Regions from separate parts of the Mus musculus genome. Here regions 1 and 2 are each linked to region 3. Evidence: chromatin loops called from intact Hi-C (ENCODE). Cell type or tissue: heart. All regions are shown on one strand. Links, peaks and the distances in the headings refer to the core of each region. The heading gives the core; the rest is flanking DNA.

Region 1 (6,582 bases), core at 1,883-4,382, 73 kb before region 3:
AGTGCAACAGGAAAAAAAAACATATCCCACCAGCCTCAGAACTGGGCTGCTTTAGTGAGACAATGCAAGCTGTACTAATAAAAAATAATACTAATAAATAATAATCTGGAATCATGGGGCATCTGCCCAAGAACAAAGCAAAATAGGTCACAGTGTTTGAGAGGGTCCCTACCTTATCCCAGTTGCTTTCTGTAATGCACACATATATGTGGGCATGCTCAAATCCATCCATCTATATGTCCATCCAACCAATCTCAATGTTCAATTTAAAGCAGTGACCTTATAAATAGCAAAGTAAGGAAAAAGATGGATGTAACTGTAAAACACAACCACTGAAATACCCCAGTGAGCTACTGTCCACACAGCCTGGTAGGTACTGGGTACACTTCACTGTGAGGCAATGTTCTGGTCTTTTCATTGTGATGAACCTGGACAAAGATAACTACAAAGATAATCTAAAAAAAGGAGAACACAATGCACCTGGGTGAGCAGAAGCAGCCCAGAGACCTGCTGCTGTGTGGCCCACTTACAGCGGGAACCACCACAATGTGCAAGCGTGTGGTACACAGAGCGAAAAGAAAGAGAAGTAGAACAGTCTGAGCATCACGAAGAGATGCAGAACTGGAGACTCAAGGGGGAGAAGGAATAGCCTGATGTGTGTAGCCTACCCTGCTACTTGAAGCCTTGATGGAGTCCCAGCCTGTGCTGCCCCTGAGGGCCATGTCTGGGTCTGTGGGGCTCACGATACCACTTAAGACAACACTGATATTCCTGGTTTGGGCTGCTGCTTGGAACCGTGTTGATATCCAAGGGCTGTGCAGAGCTGGCTCCCCTCCTCACCAGCTCTGGCACTCTAGAGAGCAATCCCTGCCTCTCACCAGCTGCAGCACTTGGAAGTATGGGCCCTGCACCTCATCTAGGCAGCACTGTTGAGCTAGCCCTGGTGACTGAGGTGTAGGTGAGCTGGCCCAAGGGTGTGAGCACAGAAGAACTGGACCTGCCATTTGTCTGTCATGAGGCATCATGGGTGTGGGGGAGATGCCTTCATGCCCTCCTCACCTCACCCCTCGCCTTCTGTGGTAGCCAGGAGAGCTGGCCCTAGAGTCATGAGAGCAAAAGTGCTATCCCCTCTCCTCACCAGCAGCTGCACTCAGGAGAGTGAACACTGGGTCTCACCCTGGCAGCACAAAAGAACAGGCTCTGGTGGCAAAGGCTTAGGGGAGGGCATCAGAACAGGAGAGCTGGCACAGCCTCTTGACAGCTGTGGCACTTGGGAGAGTGAGAGAGCAGTCTTGCCCCTCGACTGGATGAAGTGTTGGGTGAGGTAGCTGGCACAGTGCTAGAGTCTAAAAGTAACTTTTATTCACCTGTTTTAATTGTTGTCTCCAATGCTTACAGCCTTTGTCTGCTAACGCAGGCCTAGTGTTAGGGTCTGGGAACTACTTCACAAACCACTCAGACACCAATCTCAGTCATATAGGGATGGTTTATTGAACACCACACCTTAAATATCTCTTCTTCGAAGTTGGCTTATCTTCAAAAGAGAAGCCAGAAAGAAGAACAGCCAGGGCATGGCCCCCAGCATCAGGGCTTTCAGAAGTGGCTCTCCCTCCCTCCTCGAACTCTGCAAAGTCAGCAACACCTCGCTGTTTCACACTTTACCAGCCTTGGGCTTTGGAATTGTGCAGCAACGCCCTTCTTCGTGCATCCTAATCAACCACAAGTTTCATCAAGCAGAGTTGCACTGATCACCCGTATGGAGGAGGCAGCTAGCTGCAGGCTCTCACACTCCCCTTCATGTGTGTCTCTGGCATGAAGTCTTGGCTAGGGCACGGGACAGGCTTCCTTCAGTCAGCAAGGACCCTGTGAAGGGACCAAGAGGACATAAAAATCAAGCCCTGCATATAAGAACGTCCCAGAGAAAAAGAATGGGTCAGGTGAAGCAGAGTATGGGAATGACATGCTTGGGAGAAAAGAGATCTAGCTTTAACACTTGGGTTCAAAAATCAATGAAACTGTCAAATAAGGAATGGTGTCTTGCTTATTCCAGGGTCCTTGTTTGGTTTTATCATCTATAGATCAATCTGTTCTCTAAAATCATACTGTCTATTCCAGCAAACGAATGAATGAATGAATGAATGAATGAATAGGGCCGGCCACAGACTCCCAGGCGAGAGTAAGATGATGCTCTCAGGGACCAGCCAACTGAGAGTAGAATACTGGCAGGTAACCATGTCTAACCAGAGCCAATTGGCCAGTGAGACTTTTAAAATATAATTAAATTTTTTTTGTTCATTGATGCTTTGCCTGCATGCATGTGTGAGAGTGTCAGAACCCCTAAAACTGGAGTTACAGTCATGTGTGAGCTGTCATGAGGGTGCTGGGGATTGAACCCAGGTCCTTCGGAAGAGGAGCCAGTGCTCTTAATCACTAAGCCATCTCTCCAGTCATGTATACAGGGGAATATTAGCACATAGGCAAGTGCTGGGTTTTCTACTCCAAGAAGCACTTCAGGCGATGAGGACAGCTCTCCTGTGATTGGAAAGACTCCACTGGTTAAAGAAATGAATGGAAACAGCTCAACATAGTATCAAGCTGAGTCTATGCATCTGGAGACCTGGTACTGGTCTGTCATTCTCTAGGGAGACAGTCCCACAGACAACTCTCCAGCAAAAGCCAACTGTCATGGGGAACTGTACAATGTTCCTGGCACCCAAGAAAGGCCAGATGCCACATATGGAAGGGCTTGGGGCCAAGCAATGAGGTCAGGGTGAAGCAGTGAGATGGAAATTGTGGCTAGGGAAAGAAGCAGTGCGTGTCTCCAGCAAGAGTCACAGCTTACAGTTAAGTCACAGCATTTCAGCAGCCTCCTAGAGTATGTGCAGTACCTCTGGTCCCACAGGGGTCCAACCTGCTGTCTCTGCCTCACAGCTAAGCCTGATCACAGCCTCTGGTGAAACCCAAGGAAGACACTTTACCTTCCATGGACTCTACATTACCAGAGAAAGGCAAAGGGAGAGGCTGGGGTAGTGAGCAGGGTGGAGCAGCCTACACAGGTCACTAAAGATTAGCACTCCTACATGAATCTACTGCCTAGGGCCACAACTTTGCCTCTTCTGGAGACCATGTCCTGTTCTCCCACTCCAGACCATGTGGGACCTGAGTGCAGTAAGCTTGTGCCAACTGGTTTAGGAGCTCTTCGGAGATGAAGGCAGATGAGACACAGTAAGATGTGAAACCTGAGCCTGGGAAGATGACAGATGGACAAACTCCAGTTTCAGGGGTTCTGACACCCTCAGGCTGACAGACATGTACGCAGGCAAAAGCACCAATAAACACCAACAGCCAGCAGGTGGCACTGTAGAAGCGTGAGAAACAGTGCTCAGGTTCTCATCAAATGATTTTTCTTTCTCTTCCTGCACAGCTGGATGCTGCTAAGATTGTCCTTTAATCTTCCTCATAGCTGCAAAGTTTGGACTCGGGCCAGGGTCAGAGAAAGGCTGTGGCCATGGGAGAGTGTCAGAGGATGCTGGAACTTCAGTCATCCTCCATCACTACTTCAATGGTATGTTTTCTCTTCCTTCATGCATATGAAAATCAGTGCTTCAAGTAGAAAAGGCACTAAACAGCCTGGTCAACTGCTAGCACCTGCTTCATAAAGGCAGAAGTGGAGGGTAGGAGTCGGCCCAGGGAATTCCAGTTGCTGCTGGAAGCCACATCCGGGGGCAGTGTCCACTAGGCCTCCGTATGTGAGAATGTGTGTGATGTGGTATGTCTTCAATGTGTGAGCATATGCCCATGATGTGATATGTTCTGTGTATAAACACATGTGCCAGATTTCTCTGCATGTATCTCTTGCCATGCATGTGTCAGGTATGATCTCTCTGTGTCCTGTGGTTATGTGTATTTTCGAATATTTCGACAAACTTCCTCTCATCTGTACAATGTAGCTGCAAGCCACTTTATGAGGAGCAACAGTGTCTGCTCAGTGAAGTGCCCCAAACCCTGATATGCCTGCAGAGCTTCCCTCAGTGAGGTTCCATCCCTTAGTGCTGGAAAGTGGTGTACACAGCAGGTCCTGGCTGGCACCTAGCCCTTCTCTCAACTTTTTTATTTATTATGTGTGCATGCATGTGCATGCATGTGCACACTTCATAGTGTGCATGTTGAAGTCAGAGGACAATGTGTGGGGACCTGTTCTCTCCTTTGACCATGTGGTGCAGAGATCAAATTCAAGTTGTCAGGTTCGGCACTAAGTATGCGTCCTTACCCACTGAGCCATCTCCTAGCACGGCTTCCTCCTCCCTTCTGCTCATTCTTCAGATACACCCCAGCCTGGCAGGAAGCTTGGGTGCCATTAAGAATTCCCATGAGATATTAGGGGGAAAACAACACCTGAAGGGGCTCCTGGAGCCAGAGGCTTGCTGACAACTTAGATAAAGTATCCTCCCCATCTCAGATTCAATTGTAAACTATTCTGCCCAAAAGTTCACTCCAAGGAAGACCCAGTCCTTTGGAAGCCCCTTATGAAGAAAAAGGAGCCACCTATTTGTCTGTTGCTTCCTAAGAGTCTTCATGAGGATGATGGAGGTGGTTTGGAGCCTGTAGCTTAGTGTTTGCAGAGCAAGTGCTGGTATGTACTTCAGAGGCTTTCCAAGGACTGTAAGTAAAAATGGACTGGACAAAAAGTTGGCCCAGAATATGTCAAACAAGGCAGAGAAGAGTCCTAGACCTGATCAGTGCTGAGATGGTGCCTCCCTCCCTCCCTTCCTCAAAGCCCCTCTGTCCTGTGACCTTACACCCCAGGACTGCAGTGTCATCCTACTGACCTAGAAATGCTGACCTCCAAATGGCTCAGACTCAGCAGAAAATTTTCAGTGGAAACCATATGAACATCTTTCCTGGAGTCCAAAGGTGATGCATCACAAGAAAGACCCCAACTTCCCTCCACCCATCCGGTCCCTCAGAGGTCGGCCATGCTCAGGGTGCATTATAGTCCCTATAACCAAGATTCAAATGCTACAGTTGATCTTGTGTTCCTAGCTAGGGCTTTCTGCTTCTTGGGATCTGACAGGGTACTTGGGCTGGCATTGGGAGGTAGGACATTAAGACACCCAGTAATCTCATTCAGGAGAATCTTGAGGGCTTTCTGAAGTGGAGGTGAAATATTTATACCAGTTAAACCATCTGGCTTCAGTGATCAACTCAGTTTTCAGTTTTCTTCCCTTCTCAAAGGTAGAGTTGAGACTAACCTTCTAAGGAAGGCTTGGTCTTTTCAGACAGACCTATCCTAAGCTTTCAAGAGTCCAAGACCCAAATGACCACTTAATTAGTATCTAAAAGATACTAGTCACTGTAGAGTTCAAGAACTGTGAATTGTGATATGCCAAGAACCAGAAACAAAAATCAAACATATGTTTATCTTGTCTCTAAGCAAAGAGGTATATACTGTGGAGGCTAAGGTGAAGAGACAATGCTTAGGCAGGCTGAAGGAGAGTGGAGTAAGGATCTAGGAGTGGCAGGGAGATCCACAGAGCAGAATAAAGAAGAGCAGAGGATGAGGGAGTGGGTAGGAGGGACCACAGTGGGTAGAACTACAGATCAGGAAAAATGCAGAGGTGGCTAGGGAAGTGAGTGGTAGGTGGATCCACAAAACAAAATAAATAAAAAAATGCCGAGGACCTCATCCTAATAAATCTCTTAATCTCACCTAAGTAATAGGGACAATAATGCCCATCCCACAGCTTTGTTAGGAAGATGCATAACAAAGTCTCTGGCACAAAGAATGGATGGGGGAACCATTACCAAGCCTAGGCTCCACTGAGCCCACGCTTCCAGCTCCAACCATGCTGGTTCAGCCCTCACACTACCAACTACAGAGCTGGGACCTGCCCTTAGGCTATGCTCTGAATTTACTTAGCCATGGCCTATGCAAACCTGCTGGTGCCTAAAGCCAGGTTAGAGACATTTGAAGAGAATGAAGAAAGCAGCCTTCTGGTGTTATCTAGTTGTATGTGGACATGAGCATGGATGGGCTCGTGTATAGTCAAATGTATGGGACAGTCCTGTCTGAGCATGCACATACAGGTGTATATGCATGGGTGTGCATGTATAGAGGCTATATGAGTAAATGAATGCATGTGTACCTGGGGGCAGGCTCATGGTGCTCCTGGTCCAGGTAAGCAAGCAATCCTTCTTCTGAAAAATACCAGCCAAGCAGAGGGTCTGAAGCCTTGGTTCTTCTGACAATCAGAATCTAAAGCTCACTCAGGGCACAGAGTCCATGAGCTTCTAGGAATCTGCAAAAAAAAAAAAAAAAAAAAAAAAAAAAACAAAATAAAAAATTGAACCTAGAGAAAAATAACTTCCACTGGCTCAAAATATAAAAGAACATTGATTTTGATCTCTATTATCACACCAAGATTTTGTTTGGGGGATTCACTATAAAGTATGCATTCCTAGAAGCCCCTCCAGTTTACGAACTCTTCACATCAGCACTTATCCAGCCGAAAGAACCAGGAAAGAAGGGTCAGTCCAGGGTGAGCAATCTCCAGCCCCAGCCTACCGCAGCAGCGGCTGGTA
Region 2 (6,582 bases), core at 1,765-4,264, 260 kb after region 3:
CCCACAAGTTATCACCACCTCCCACAGGAGCCTGCTTCACCTAAGCAGGAAGCCTGTCTACCCTGCCAGCCACAATCTCTATTGCCATGGGCAGGAAGAAGTGTAGAGCAGAAAAACTCCTGGGCCAGGCTGGCAGGTAGCTCAAAACTGCAGACTGAGCTAGGTCCAGTGGGACACACCCATAACCCTTGCTAACAGAAGCTAGCCTGAGCTATAAAGCAAGATCCCTCTCACAGTCCCTAACCCAAGAAAGAATGCAAACAGCCGAACAAAAGCCATCTAAAATCAATCCCCTGAGATTAATTGTGCCTGTCCTCCCATGTGTCCCATATACACGCTAGACAGGTCTAACACCCTTCCCTCAAGCACCACCATGCAGTAACAGACTCTAGCTACGGTTTGTCAGACCTTCCTGTATTCTCTTGATGTGAAAACTTTCAACAAGACTCAGGCCAAGCCGGGGGTGTTGGCTCACACCTGAGATCCAGCACTCAGGAGGAAGAAGCAGGAATATTAACACAAGTTCAAGGCCATCCTGGGCTACAAGTCCCAGGTAAACCAAGGCTGCACAGTAAGTAGGTAGAAAGCCAGGTATTGTGACACAAACCTTTAATTCAAGCCCTCTGGAGGTACAGGTGGATAGAGCTCTGAGTTCAAGCCCAGCCTGGTCTACAAGAGTTCTAGGACAGTCACAGCTACATAGAGAAACCCTGTCTCAAACAAACAAACAAACAAATGGAGTGGGAACTGGGTGGGTGTGGGATGGATGGGTGGAGAGAAGACAGCAGGTCGGGCAGGGAGGCAGAGATAGATCAGTTGGTCAAGTTTAGACTGAGTTCAATCCCTGGAACCGAATGAGGGACACAGAAAACGTTCAATAAGTTGTTTCGAACTCTTTATTGTTGTTGCTGCTGCTGGGCTCAAAAGATGGCTCAACAATTAAGAGCATTTTGGTCTCCACACAGGCAATAAGCAAATATAAAAAGAAAAAAAAAATTTTAAAGATTCATGCCAAAAATATTAAGAACCTACTTACACCCAAATCTTTCAAATAAACTATTTCTATCTACCTATTCATCAGAATTACCTAAAACACAAATGTACAACACCTACCACGATTTATAAATCAACTGTGACCTCTGCCCCACTCTTTCCTCTTCCTTCCTCACACTACCTTTCAGGGTAAGCCACAACTTGCACTAACCTCTACTGCTACAATCAAAATGGAAATCACAATAAAACCTCTGTAGTTGCCTCTCCCCACAGCTAGAACAAAGGCCTCCCAAGGTATGGGCTGTACAGCTGAATCTGCAAACCCCAAAGATATCTACCATAGGCAGAACCTCACATCTCATCAATAACTTAGTTTGTGTATGTGCTCATGTGCGTACCACAACTGATAAGTGGGGGCAACCATAATTTTTCTTTATTTCTAATTTTTATTTTATTTATCTATTTTACTTTTTTATTTCTATTTATGGATATATGTATGTGCATCTGGGTGTATACGCACATGTGTGTGTAAGTGCTCTCAGAAGCCGAAAGATGACATCCAGATCGCCCAGAACTAGTTACAGGGTGTTCTGTATGTACCTCCTAACTTGGGTGCGGGGAACTGAACTAGGGTCCTCTGGAAAAGCAGCAAGTGAGCCATCTCTTGGGCCCCACAACTATAATTAAAAAAACAAAACAAAAACAAAAAGAACTTCAAAAACAAAATACTATAGTTAAACAAAGGGAAAAAAAACAACTCTCAGGGGCTGGGTAAGGATAGATAGTTCAGTACTTGCCTGTCATGTTTAAGGGTCTTGGCTTGACACCCCAGCACTACCAAAAAGAAAAGGGGGGGGGTTGTTCTATGTGCTGAGGAAAACAATCTATTACTATACACAAATAGAGAAACACCTACTGATACATACCCAAAATAATTATAAATTTTTAAAAACCTATTTTATGTTCCCCAGTAGCATTAATCACAACAGTCAAAAACAGTCACATAATGAAACAGTTTCGGCCTGCGAAAAAGTAGTGAAGAACTGACGCGTGCCTGCCACAGGGTGGGCAGACCCTACAGACGCTGTGCTCAGGGAAAAGAGCCTATCCTACATAAAAGTCACCTCCCAGACAGGTGAGCTCAGTGCCACTGGCCTGTGGAGTATGATGCAGTGTGTATGCGGAATGGCATACTGAGAAGAGACAACGGTGGCTATACAACTCTGTAGACCTAACAAAATGAACTAACGCCCATCTGGAGCCGCCAAGTCTTCAGAGAGAGCAGCAGAGCAGAAGCTCAGGTCTTAAGAAACATTTTATTTTCCCAGGCCTCCCTCTTGCATGTTTTGAATGGCAGGCCTCTGAAAGGCAATGGCAATATCACTGAAAATAAAGAGACACCAGCCGTTTCTCATCCCCACAACCAGGATACACATTCAGCTGCAGAGGCACATGGAGTAGGTCCAGAGAGCCTCGACTTGCCTTCCCGTCCCAGGTTGCATGTCCCCTTCCCAGGGCTGTTGGCACCTGCCCTGATACCTCCCACCCTGCATCAGGACCTGTATTAAGGAGTAGTACAAAAAGCCAAACTCAGTATGACTGGTTGCCTTCAGACTTCTCCAAAGGATCCTACTTCTAAGTGACATGTCAGCTCCCTTTGCCTTCAAGACAAGGACAAGAACTACTGTCAAATCGCATCCAGTGTAATCAAAGAAAAACAAGGAAGAGGTTTCTGACCCTGGAGCCGCACAGTTTCAGAAGGCTATCTGCACCCTCCAGAATGCCAAACCCTAGAAACCAGGGCCTTATACAGCTATCCATGCCTTCGTCCAAAATACTGACTCTTAATACCATGGCCTCAGAGAGTCTCTGTAACCTTGTAAACATTAACCCTAGAGACAGACTTGGAGAGGCACCATGACCTTCTTAATGCTGACCATCAAAACCAAACAAAGCCTTAGGGGGTCCATCTGTGACCTCCGGAATACTGGTCCAGGAGCTTCCTAGCCTTGTTAATAGGGCCATGTCCTCTGAGATTTCACACCAGAGTGGTTCTCCTTGTCAGTACTAAAAAGCCATACAACAGACAAGCAGAGAAGACCAGCAATAGGAAGGATGGGCACAGTGGGCATCTCCAGACGGGCCCCAGTGTCTGTATTTAAACTCGGGAACTAGAAATTTTGTAACCCACGTAAGCAAACAGGTTTCAAGCCCTCTGCCTTCTTTCACTTGGGCTGGTTTCACTGCTTTACGACAAAAAAACTAAAGGCTGCAGTTCTGCAGGCGCCGCTGCCCTCTAGTGGTGAAGCACAGTTCTTCAGCTTTCTCCTGGAAGCCACCACTCCAGTCCAGCCTTACACACTAAGCACACAGCAGTGGAAAATGAAACCACAACCCTGTAATGCAAATTAATCCTACCAGGTTCCCGTAATTCAAACACAGAGTGAATGGAACCAACAGTTTGGGCACAGTGCTGGAGCTCCACATGCTGTCCCGGGGCAGGGCTCACCAGGGCCTGCAGCATCCCATCCATGGTAATGACACCCTCGATGGTCTGGAAGGAAGAGTGGGCCAAGGTGCAAAGGCTCCAGTCCAGAAAGCTGGCCATCTTTCTCTGCTTGACATCGGGACGTGTGATAAATCTACAGGGGAACGCAAACACACAGGAGATGCTCAGTAAGACTCCAATGCTGAAAGCTCACCCACATCCCACCACACACCACACACCACACACATTTCCTCCCAGTCATCTTAGATCCCTGAACAGGTTAGGTCAGATGCCTGCATCTCTCTCTCTCTCTCTCTCTCTCTCTCTCTCTCTCTCTCTCTCTCTCTCTCTCTCTCTCTCTCTCTCTCTCTCTCTCAGAAACCAAATCCCTGACCACCATGGCCCAGCAGCTGATTGCCCATCAGGATCTCTCAAAAAGTTACTCAGAGGCCTCACCACCCTACCTCCTTCCCTCCTGGGCCCCAACTAACCACCAGCTTTACAAATAGATGGGCATCGTTAACCCACCACAGCCAGGGAACATCTACATGCTTCTCAGCTCTGACTCCTTCCAAGTATCTCCCTTAATCTCAAGATATATCCTCCACAACCTAATCCAACAACCAACCCCGACCCAAGGACCTTCCTCTACCACAACCTCATGTTGCACAAGCCTGTTTCCTTCCACCCAACATCTGGCTGACAATGTGAACCCAGACCTCTGACTCAGTGACTCTAGACAGATCCTATAAGGGAGGAAACACACAAAGGAAGGGAAGGAGAGGGGAAGAAGAGTAAGGGGAAGAAGGAGGAAAAGAGGGGGAAAGGAGAAGGAAGGGAGGAAGGGAAGGTGCTGCGTCCCCAAAGGCAGCTCAAGGACAATCTCAAGGGGCCTTGCCCAGGAGAAGCTGAACAAGAAGAGACACAGCACAGCCAGTGGGAAAGATCTGTGTCGGGGAGGGGGAGGGGGGAGCTGACAGGAAATGTGCAGGGATAAGTACAGGGACCAGGAACCAAAGGACCCAAGCAGGCAAGTAGCAGGTTTATGACTGTCCTGGCTAGTCTCATGTAGGAGCATGGACAAGGCTGTGCCAGCAGGTAGCCAGAAGGTAGTTCCTTCTGAGTAGTAGAACTGTATGCCCAGAAGGGAGGCTATGAGTCCTGGGAACAGAGGGGTTCACTTTAGGGTATTCCACATGCAATACCCATTAGGGAGTCATACGAAGCACCAGGCACAGGAGAGTCAGCACTGGGATTCTGACATCCACTCGCCCTCTAGTGCCCTGACCATCTACACTGGAACCTAAACCTAGTCGTCCAGAAGGCAGTTAGAGCTACATCCACTCTCTGCACAAACAAACCCTCTCAGCACATACTGGTTGGTACTAGCATACGATGCTCCAGCCCCTCCCAGAATATGTACAGCCAAGCACATGTGGACAGCTGGCGCCCTTCGCCATCCTATGAGTTAAAGACTCAACTCCTGTGGGTCACACCTCATAAGACATGCTCAAGGGTTTAAATCCCCTATTTCCTTTTTATTTATTTATTTATTTATTCATTCATTCATTCATTCATTCATTCATTTATTTATTTACTGTATGAGTATACTGTAGCTGTCTTCAGACACACCAGAAGAGGGTATCAGATCCCATTACAAATGGCTGTGAGCCATAATGTGGTTGCTGGGAATTGAACTCAGGACCTTTGGAAGAGCAGTCAGTGCTCTTACCCGCTGAGCCATCTCTCCAGCCCTATTTCCATACAACATGGTCCAATTCTTGCCTGACCTCAGTGTCACCTGTTCACTCCAGTGGGAGCTGACCAAATCCTTTCCCTAGGCAGCACCTACACAGTCTAGTATCTGCATCTACCTTCATGCTGCCAGGCCTCATATGCACAGATTTATTCCCATAGCAACACTAGAAAAACGTAAGCACACTTGCTTTACTATGACCTACCAATTTGACAGCTAAAGAAAAAGCAACACGGAGCCATCGGTAGGCCAAGCTGTAAAAAGCAGCAGGGCATCCAGATTTACTGTCAACTATGAAAGAGGTAGAGCCGTAAGACTGGCGACTTACGTTCCAGCAACAGGCACTAGATCTACAAAGGACGGTGCCTTTGAACTAACTGTGCCATCACACAATAACAGGCAGCGGAACAGGCCATGCACACGGCTGGTGCAAGAATGGCAGCAAAAGAAGAGAGAAGACAAGAGCGGGAAACTGAGACTCCCAGACAGAGGCTATTTAGAGACAGAAATGAAAAACTACAGGTTCTAGTGTTCCTGAGAACCATCACAGCTTCAGTCCTAGAGTCTCAAGCTACCCAGGCCAGAAAGCTTTAGCACTGAACATTACTAAGCTCTTAGGAATCCCAATACCCACACCTGCACACCAGCTGCTGCCAAGGAATGAGGATGCGCCGATACTCATAAAACTAAGGGTCTCCTACCTCTGGCTTTCTCAGGAACTGTAACACCTGTAGAACTAATGGCACTGTTATCAGAAGCTTGCACAAGAGGACACCACCTCTTGCTGCTTCTGCCTGTTTAATCCTGCAGTTTGATGCTACCACATGCTAAGGTAGTCAAAAGATACCAAGACCAGTCGTGAGGTTTTTCATTGCCTACCTGTGAATTCTACCTAAGAAGAGCTAAGGGATCCCCAGCCAGCTACACTAGGAACCCTGGTGGTTGCACTGCCTGGGACACGGCCTCAGAGTGAAGCAGCAAACGGGAAATACAATCCCCACTAGGCAAAAATCATGTATACTTCAAACTAATACAAACTAATAAAGATCAGCGGAAATATGAAATATCTACAAAATTATTCTAGAACTGGTAGCTAGCTATTGGAGGAGAAACCCTTCCTGATGCAAACTCTATACCAGTGGTTCTCTACCTTCCTGAAGCCTTGAACCTTGAATACAGTCCTCATGTTGTGGTGACCCAACCATAAAATTATTTTCTTTGTTATTTCATAACTGTAATTTTGCTACTGTTATAAATTACAATGTTAATATCTGACATTTGGGATATTTGCTATTCAACCCCTATGAAGGAGTTGTACAATCCCCACAGGGGTCACAACCCACAG
Region 3 (6,582 bases), core at 1,524-4,023:
TTAGTCAACAAACTAGGATATGAACCTCTGAACCCTGGCAAGTGTCACACTGTCCACCATTGATGTTTTTAGACAGGACTGATTCCCCAAGGAACATGGAGCCAACCCTCATACCTTAGGCACAAAGACCCTCAAAGTCAAGGCATAGTAAGTGCTGCCATGGGCTGTAACTGTCCAGGTCAGAGAGGCCACGTTCCAGAAGGAACGCCCCTATAGGGGAGACAAAGATGCTGGGGCCCTTTGGTGCCTGCCAGAGCTCTATCCACTGACCCTTCTAGTGACAGAGGTGGAAACCATGCCAGGCCACCTGCTCCTCTGAACTGCTGGCCAGGATATAATACAGCACAGAGCCCTCCAGCTCTCCTCACTGTTGGGAAGAAGACACATTTCAAACCTGAGAAGTCTTCTCTGAGACTTTCATACATCTCATGTTTTATGACAAAACAAGAGACTGAATGGAGAAATCGGGCCCAGTCAGGCCTACCTTCGGGTGACCCTTGCCACAGTTCCCTGGGCCCAGGGCTTGTCTCTACCACCAAAGGCCAATTTATGCCTCCATGTCCTTCTCTGGGTTCATGAGTCCTCAGGCATGAGGATACTGACCTGGCTCACCACACAGAGAAAGCACTGACTCTGACCCCAAGCAGAGGGGCAGGAAAGCAAGACCCTCCCTGCTTCTGGCTATCCTGGGTCCAGCACTACCACTACATTCACCTCATTTCCAAAGTGAATTCTGAGTGAGAATCCTTGAGGTGATTATTTGGGGCATTAATTTGAAGAAGTCTTCTGTTGTCTTCCCCTCCTGTCATGAATATACTATTCCAGAAAAATAGATAAACATATTTATGTCTTTTTTACAATGTCATAATTTACTGAATAACAATAAATTCACAAAGTTCAACAGTTTCAATAATAGTCATTTATCATAAAATTCTACCATGTTGGTAGTTTTGCTAAGGAAAAGGCAGGTTTTTTTCATCCCAATCTTAATATTAATTCTCATATCACAAAACACACAGAACATAGTAAATTACATATATACATCTTCTTACACACACACATGCACACACACACACATGCACACACACACACACACACACACACACACACACACACACAGGCTACAAAACAAGTATAAGTTAAAGAGGCTATACCAGAGTTCAGGAAGCTTCAGAAGTGGGCTGAGAAAAAGTCTATACAGATGAGATAGCAAAGCAGACCGGTGTAAGAGAGGGAGCTGTTTCCAGAGCTGCTAAAGCTGGGTTTGAAAGCAGTGCTGCAGAATTCAGCTAACATGTGACAAGACCAAACCAGAGATCAGGATCAGGAAGCAGTAGGTCAGATCCATGTCCAGATGGGCAAACAGGCAGGCAGGCAGGTAGCAGAAGACTGTGTGTCAATAACAGGGACCATACCAAGTGGGGTAACCCTCAGTCCTTCACACACAGGACAGACATCGTGTCACAGGTTGGTGCTGGAGCATGGCAGGGTTAAGTGCCTATTGCTTCATAGGTCTGGGGGAGAGAATTGTACTCTTTCCAACTGTTATGTACAACAACCTTTGGGGTTTGATTTCCACAATATGATTCAAATGCATCCATGTGTCTAAAATCTTCCCAATAAGCTTATAAGATGGTCCTCTTTGTATTCCCAGGAACACGTCATATTTAGCCAGTGCAGGATGGATGACATCTGAGGGATTATGCAGTTCCCTGGGTATCCCCAGGTGCTGCAGTCATCTTTCTTCCTCAAAATAGAGTCAGTCTGCTTGTGAAATGGGTTCCTCTCCGGCAGTGCACAGCTTGATAAACCATTGTTTTCTATCATATGAAGTAACTCACAGTAGAGCATACCCTGATCTCAACACTTCCCTAAGCCCTATAGTAAGACGTAATAAGAAAAGAATATGTAACAGAAGGGCAGAAGTCACAAATGCTTTGTGTCCCCTCTCAGGATATTTCCAAGATTCCTACTGGAAATGACTATGGGCCAGTGTGTCAGGTTCAGGAGCTACTCCATCAATATTGATGGCTAGCCATGGACCGTCATCCAATCCATCACCCATATTCAAACCTAGACACAGTGATGCCAAGTTCTTATCCCTGTAGGGCTCACTTACAAGCTGAAGGAATTCTCCTTCCTTCAGAGACCCAGAAGTCCCAGAACCTCCCTTTAACAACACTGGGGAAGAAATAAAAAGAAAGTCTTGTGTTTGCAAGTCCAGTCACCCCGGGGAAGTGCAATACCATATCGCAAACAGAACCGCTTCTATCCCTGAGCCCCTCCAAAGCACAAGAACTGCATTCTTTCTCTACTTTGTGAATAATATCACAAACCATGGTGGGTTATTAATTGCCTGAAGGGCAGTATTTATTTCAGGCTCACTGTTGTTCTGACAGTCTCTCAGCTCACCAGGTTGAATGAGCCTAACCCGTTCAGGCTTGAAGCAGACACTCTGTGGTGGGGAGGACAGAGCTTCAGTGAGACTTTCCAGCTGGCTAAGCCTGCATCTGATGTTCCGAAGGGCCTGCTTACAGCTTGAGACAAGAGATCATCTCAAGAGGGCAGAGCTGCCCATTCTTTTACCCACCACCATGGGAATAGCCAGTAATTCATCATCTGAAATAGAGAGTAATGGGCAAAAACTGTAGGTTTAGTTTTTACAGAAAACTCAGACCAATATCTTGCCAAAATTAGAAACAGATGCTCCCACTTGAAGTATTGAAAACTTCCTACAAGTTCCTCCAGAGCTTGGCCTCTAAGAGCTTAAGATACAGCTTTTACCAGAGTGGGCAGAAGAAGATAGAGAAGGCTTGCCCAAGGGAAGTACAGGGATACATGTCTTGGTCAGCCTCAGACATGCATGCATGACCTCATCTTAGGCTCTGGAGTCATCAGTAACTGGCCTTCATGGGCAGACACTGGCTCATATGCTGGTTCCCCTGGGGAACACAGTTGGTCTTGTCCCCTCCTCCAAGGATCCCATCAGTTTCACTCAAGCCAGCCTCACAGTATGTGCCTTTGCCTCCCTCCCTTCCTAACTCCCAGAGGGATTATGTAATCACCATGGGGGTGGCCACATGAATAAGCTTTTTATGACCCCACGCAGGGACAGCAGAATGTCAAATGCTAATTAGCAGCAAGCCAGCTTCTGTCCCTGGTTCATTATCATGAGACTTGCTAAGTTTCAAAGGAAGAATCTGACATGAAACATGGCAGACTGGCCTCCTGAATCATCCCATACCTGTGTCTGAAGTGGTCTGGAGGGTGCAGTAGAAGCCTTACAGCGTGAGGCAGGTAAGGCCAGAGAGTCAACATAAGGGACTTGAGTCTATTTGGGAAAGAATGGCCACAGGGAAATCTCAGAACCTCAGTCTAGTCGTGGCTACGCATACATGCATGTGCATGTACTTCACCCCGTCCTATTTCACTAAACTCATCACATGAGTGCCCTAAGCCCTCAATCCTGAGGTCATAGCACTCAGGGTCCACACATGCAAGCACCTTCTGCACCTAACAGTGAAGATGGCAGGATTGAAGGATATAAAATAAATAAAGTGAAAACAAGCAAGGACAAGGGCCTTGGTGTGATGTGCAGGGGAGGAATCAGCAGGTTCAGCAAGACTAGTTTCCTCTCTAAGACCAGGAAGGGGTTGTCACGTCTTATGACATGACAAAATTTGGGTACAATTGGAGAAGGGGAGGAACTTTTGCTAGGTGGAGCCTGAATGGAGGAAGTAGAACCCTGGGGGTAGGGGATGTTCCTAAGGCATCTGTGTTTCACTGGCCTCTCTCTGTTGCTGCTCCCTCTGCTTCCTGACCACCAAGAGGTGAGTTGCTCTGTTCCAGCACAACCTTCCCACCCTAATGGACTGAAACCTCTGAAACTGTGAGCCAAACAAACCATCCCTTTGCTGTTCTCAAAGAAAATTTTCAGTGATAAGAAAGAGCTTAACACATACTGCAACACAGATAAGTCCTAAGGACATTACAGAAGGATAAATCCAGTGTGATTCGAATATGGAGATGGAAAGTACAGCACTGGCTACTGAGGGAGAGCCAGGGTGTCTGTGTTCAGTGGGGACAGCGTTTCAGGTTGAGAAGACAGAAAGTTCTAAAAACAGACAATAGCGATGACTTCACAGTATGCCCATATTTAATGATATAAAATTGAGTTCTAGGGTTAAATAGTACCTTTTGCTACATATGTGTGTGTGTGTGTGTGTGTGTGTGTGTGTGTGTGTGTGTATATATATATATTTGGTTTTTTGAGACAGGGTTTCTCTGTATAGCCCTGGCTGTCCTAGAACTCACTCTGTAGACCAAGCTGGCCTCGAACTCAGAAATCCACCTGCCTCTGCCTCCCAAGTGCTGGGATTAAAGGCATGCGCCGCCACCACCTGGCCTGCTACATATATTTTATATAATTAAAATTATTTGAATATATACAGTATAACTTACTGAGTACACACAGACAACCATTTATGCACAGACATACATGCGTAAAAATGTGGCTTATGACAGTTCTGATTGCCTACAGATGGTGAGGCCATTCTACTATTTTCTGGGGCTTGGATGCATCCTAAGTCTCCTGAGTGGGCAGTGGGCTCTCCCCTGAGTGGAGCAGAAGATCAGATATTCATTTCTCTAGCTGAGCCACTGTTTGGCCTTTCAATCTCAAATAACACAACAGGGCCATTCAGCCTGCCTGGCCCACTTTGCCACCTTCTGCAACACTGGTTGCTTGGTCTCAAGCCAGGTACTATTGTTGAGTTTGGCCAGGACAGTATTAGTCCTGGAATGGCCTTCCCTCCTTGGGCATTCAATGGTACCCCTAATCATGTCCATCCCCTCTGAAGGTATCCTCTAATCCCCTAAGGAGATGATAATGTAGTATTCTGCATCTCTTGAAGGCCTGCAATATTTTCCTGGCTTCAGAACTTCACTATTACCTTGGCTTTCAATGAAACAAAACTGGGCCTTGGCAAAGCATACTAACTCACATGCTTCCTAAATACATAGTTATCGATATACACTATATAGCCTTAAGTGTCATCATCCCCCGTGCCAAGTCCCCAGACTTCTTCCAACATTCTTGGTCCAATAAACAATCCCTTAGCCAGGAGTACTCAATCAGATTTGAGGGTGGGAATAATCAGCCTCACTGACCTGGCACAGGTGAGCAGTGAGGGTGATGCAAACCCAAAGGAGGATGGAACCCAAAGGGTTCAAAGGGCCCTGATACATCTGTCCCATCCTGATGCCATGGTAGTCCTTGACTGATGTCCATGGGTGACTATCATATTTGCTATTATACAGATGGTGTGGCTTCCTCATCAAGTCCAATGATCCCCAGCTGTTCCTGGCAAAATCTATCAATGGCTAGAGGAGGTTCTTCCCCTATTATGCTGGAAGTGATGGTTTGTCTGGGCTCTACAAGCTGAACTAGGAGGGTCAGCTCCAGTTGGGGCAAATAAGTGAAGAGGGCTGGACCCAACAAGCATGCAGTGTGTTCCCAGACAGTCTAATTCCTCAGATGGAAAACACCCCATGACCAGTTTCCTGGACCTTAGCTGCCTGACCATCTTTGAAGCCTCAGAAGTGCTAACATGTTTGGAGAAGGGGAAGCTCTCTCCTGATGTCTGTTATCTGAGGGAATGAGAAAGTTGGTTTCTTCAGCTTCTATCACTCTTCTTTCACAGGTAATAATAGCTCTAGTGCTGGATAACCATTCTGAGTATCTCACTTACCAATGCATGGCTGTCTTAGTCAGTGTTCTAATGCTATGAAGAAACACCATGACAAAGGCAACTCTTGTGAAAGAAAGCCTTTAATTGAGGGCTTGCTTACACCTTCAGAGGTTTAGTCCATTGTTATCATGGAAGGAAGCATGGCAGCACACGGGAAGAGATGATGGGAAAGGAGCTGAGAGCTACATCCTGATCAGCTGGCTGAGAAAGAGACTGGACTTAGCATGGGCTTTTGAAACTTCAAAACTCACACCCATTAACACACTTCTTCCGACAAAGCCACATCTCCTAATTCTTTAAAACAGTGATACTCTCTGGTGACCAACCATTCAAATCTGAGCGATGGGGCCCATTCTATTTCAAACAACTACAGTGGCCTTGCATAGAAGGCTTAACTCTGTGGGCTGTGATTTCTTCCCTTGTTAAACAAGAGTAATGGTGTAGATCTTGCTAGAGGAGAATTCTTCTTGTACAACCAACATCAAGAGGGGTGCTCCTGGTACTCAGTGTTGATTGGTGGTTCCAACGGTAAAGAGTCTTTGTTCTCTCAGCTTGCAGAAGGCAGGGCCTTCCTGCATTAGTGCCAGCCTCTTGTACCTTTCTTCATCCTACACTCTGTGACCATATTCTCTCCCCTGGCTTCTTCAGTGGCCTGTCCTCTCCTTCCAAAGCACCAGCTTTGTCACAAAATGTAATGAAGCACACAAACAAACAAAGCATGCCCCCCAAAATGAGTGGGTTGCTTAGAGCTGTTATCCAGCTGGGGGAGTGGGATCTTAGAACACCACCAGTATTTGACTGGGATGGTAATGGATTGATACTATTTAACGTC

What was found. A loop is a pair of places that touch in the nucleus more often than their neighbours do. Peaks named below come from ENCODE experiments on the same cell type or tissue, not always from the same donor. Only the 100,000 strongest peaks of a DNase experiment are listed, where the experiment ranks them.
Region 1: a loop joins it to region 3, with 2.0 times the contacts of the local background. A loop is called at or near these places in 4 of 42 quality-filtered maps.
Region 2: a loop joins it to region 3, with 2.2 times the contacts of the local background. A loop is called at or near these places in 3 of 42 quality-filtered maps.

Annotation. Positions count from the first base shown.
Region 1 is chr11:121,805,209-121,811,790 of GRCm38, reverse strand. It overlaps Gm12589 (a long non-coding RNA gene), which reads right to left. Exons shown (of 3, transcript XR_389241.2): 2 at 6,147-6,299; 3 at 1,465-1,863. Among named protein-coding and RNA genes, the nearest start is that of Gm30338, 14 kb to the right of the region's middle. In heart, for the core only: a CTCF peak has its summit at 3,340 (motif pointing right); a DNase peak (open chromatin) is centred at 3,360.
Region 2 is chr11:121,472,592-121,479,173 of GRCm38, reverse strand. It overlaps Tbcd (tubulin-specific chaperone d), which reads right to left. Exons shown (of 39, transcript NM_029878.4): 7 at 3,503-3,635. Among named protein-coding and RNA genes, the nearest start is that of Tbcd, 24 kb to the right of the region's middle. In heart, for the core only: a CTCF peak has its summit at 3,301 (motif pointing left); no DNase peak of the experiment used is centred there.
Region 3 is chr11:121,731,514-121,738,095 of GRCm38, reverse strand. No RefSeq gene overlaps it. Among named protein-coding and RNA genes, the nearest start is that of Metrnl, 32 kb to the right of the region's middle. In heart, for the core only: no CTCF peak of the experiment used is centred there; a DNase peak (open chromatin) is centred at 3,055.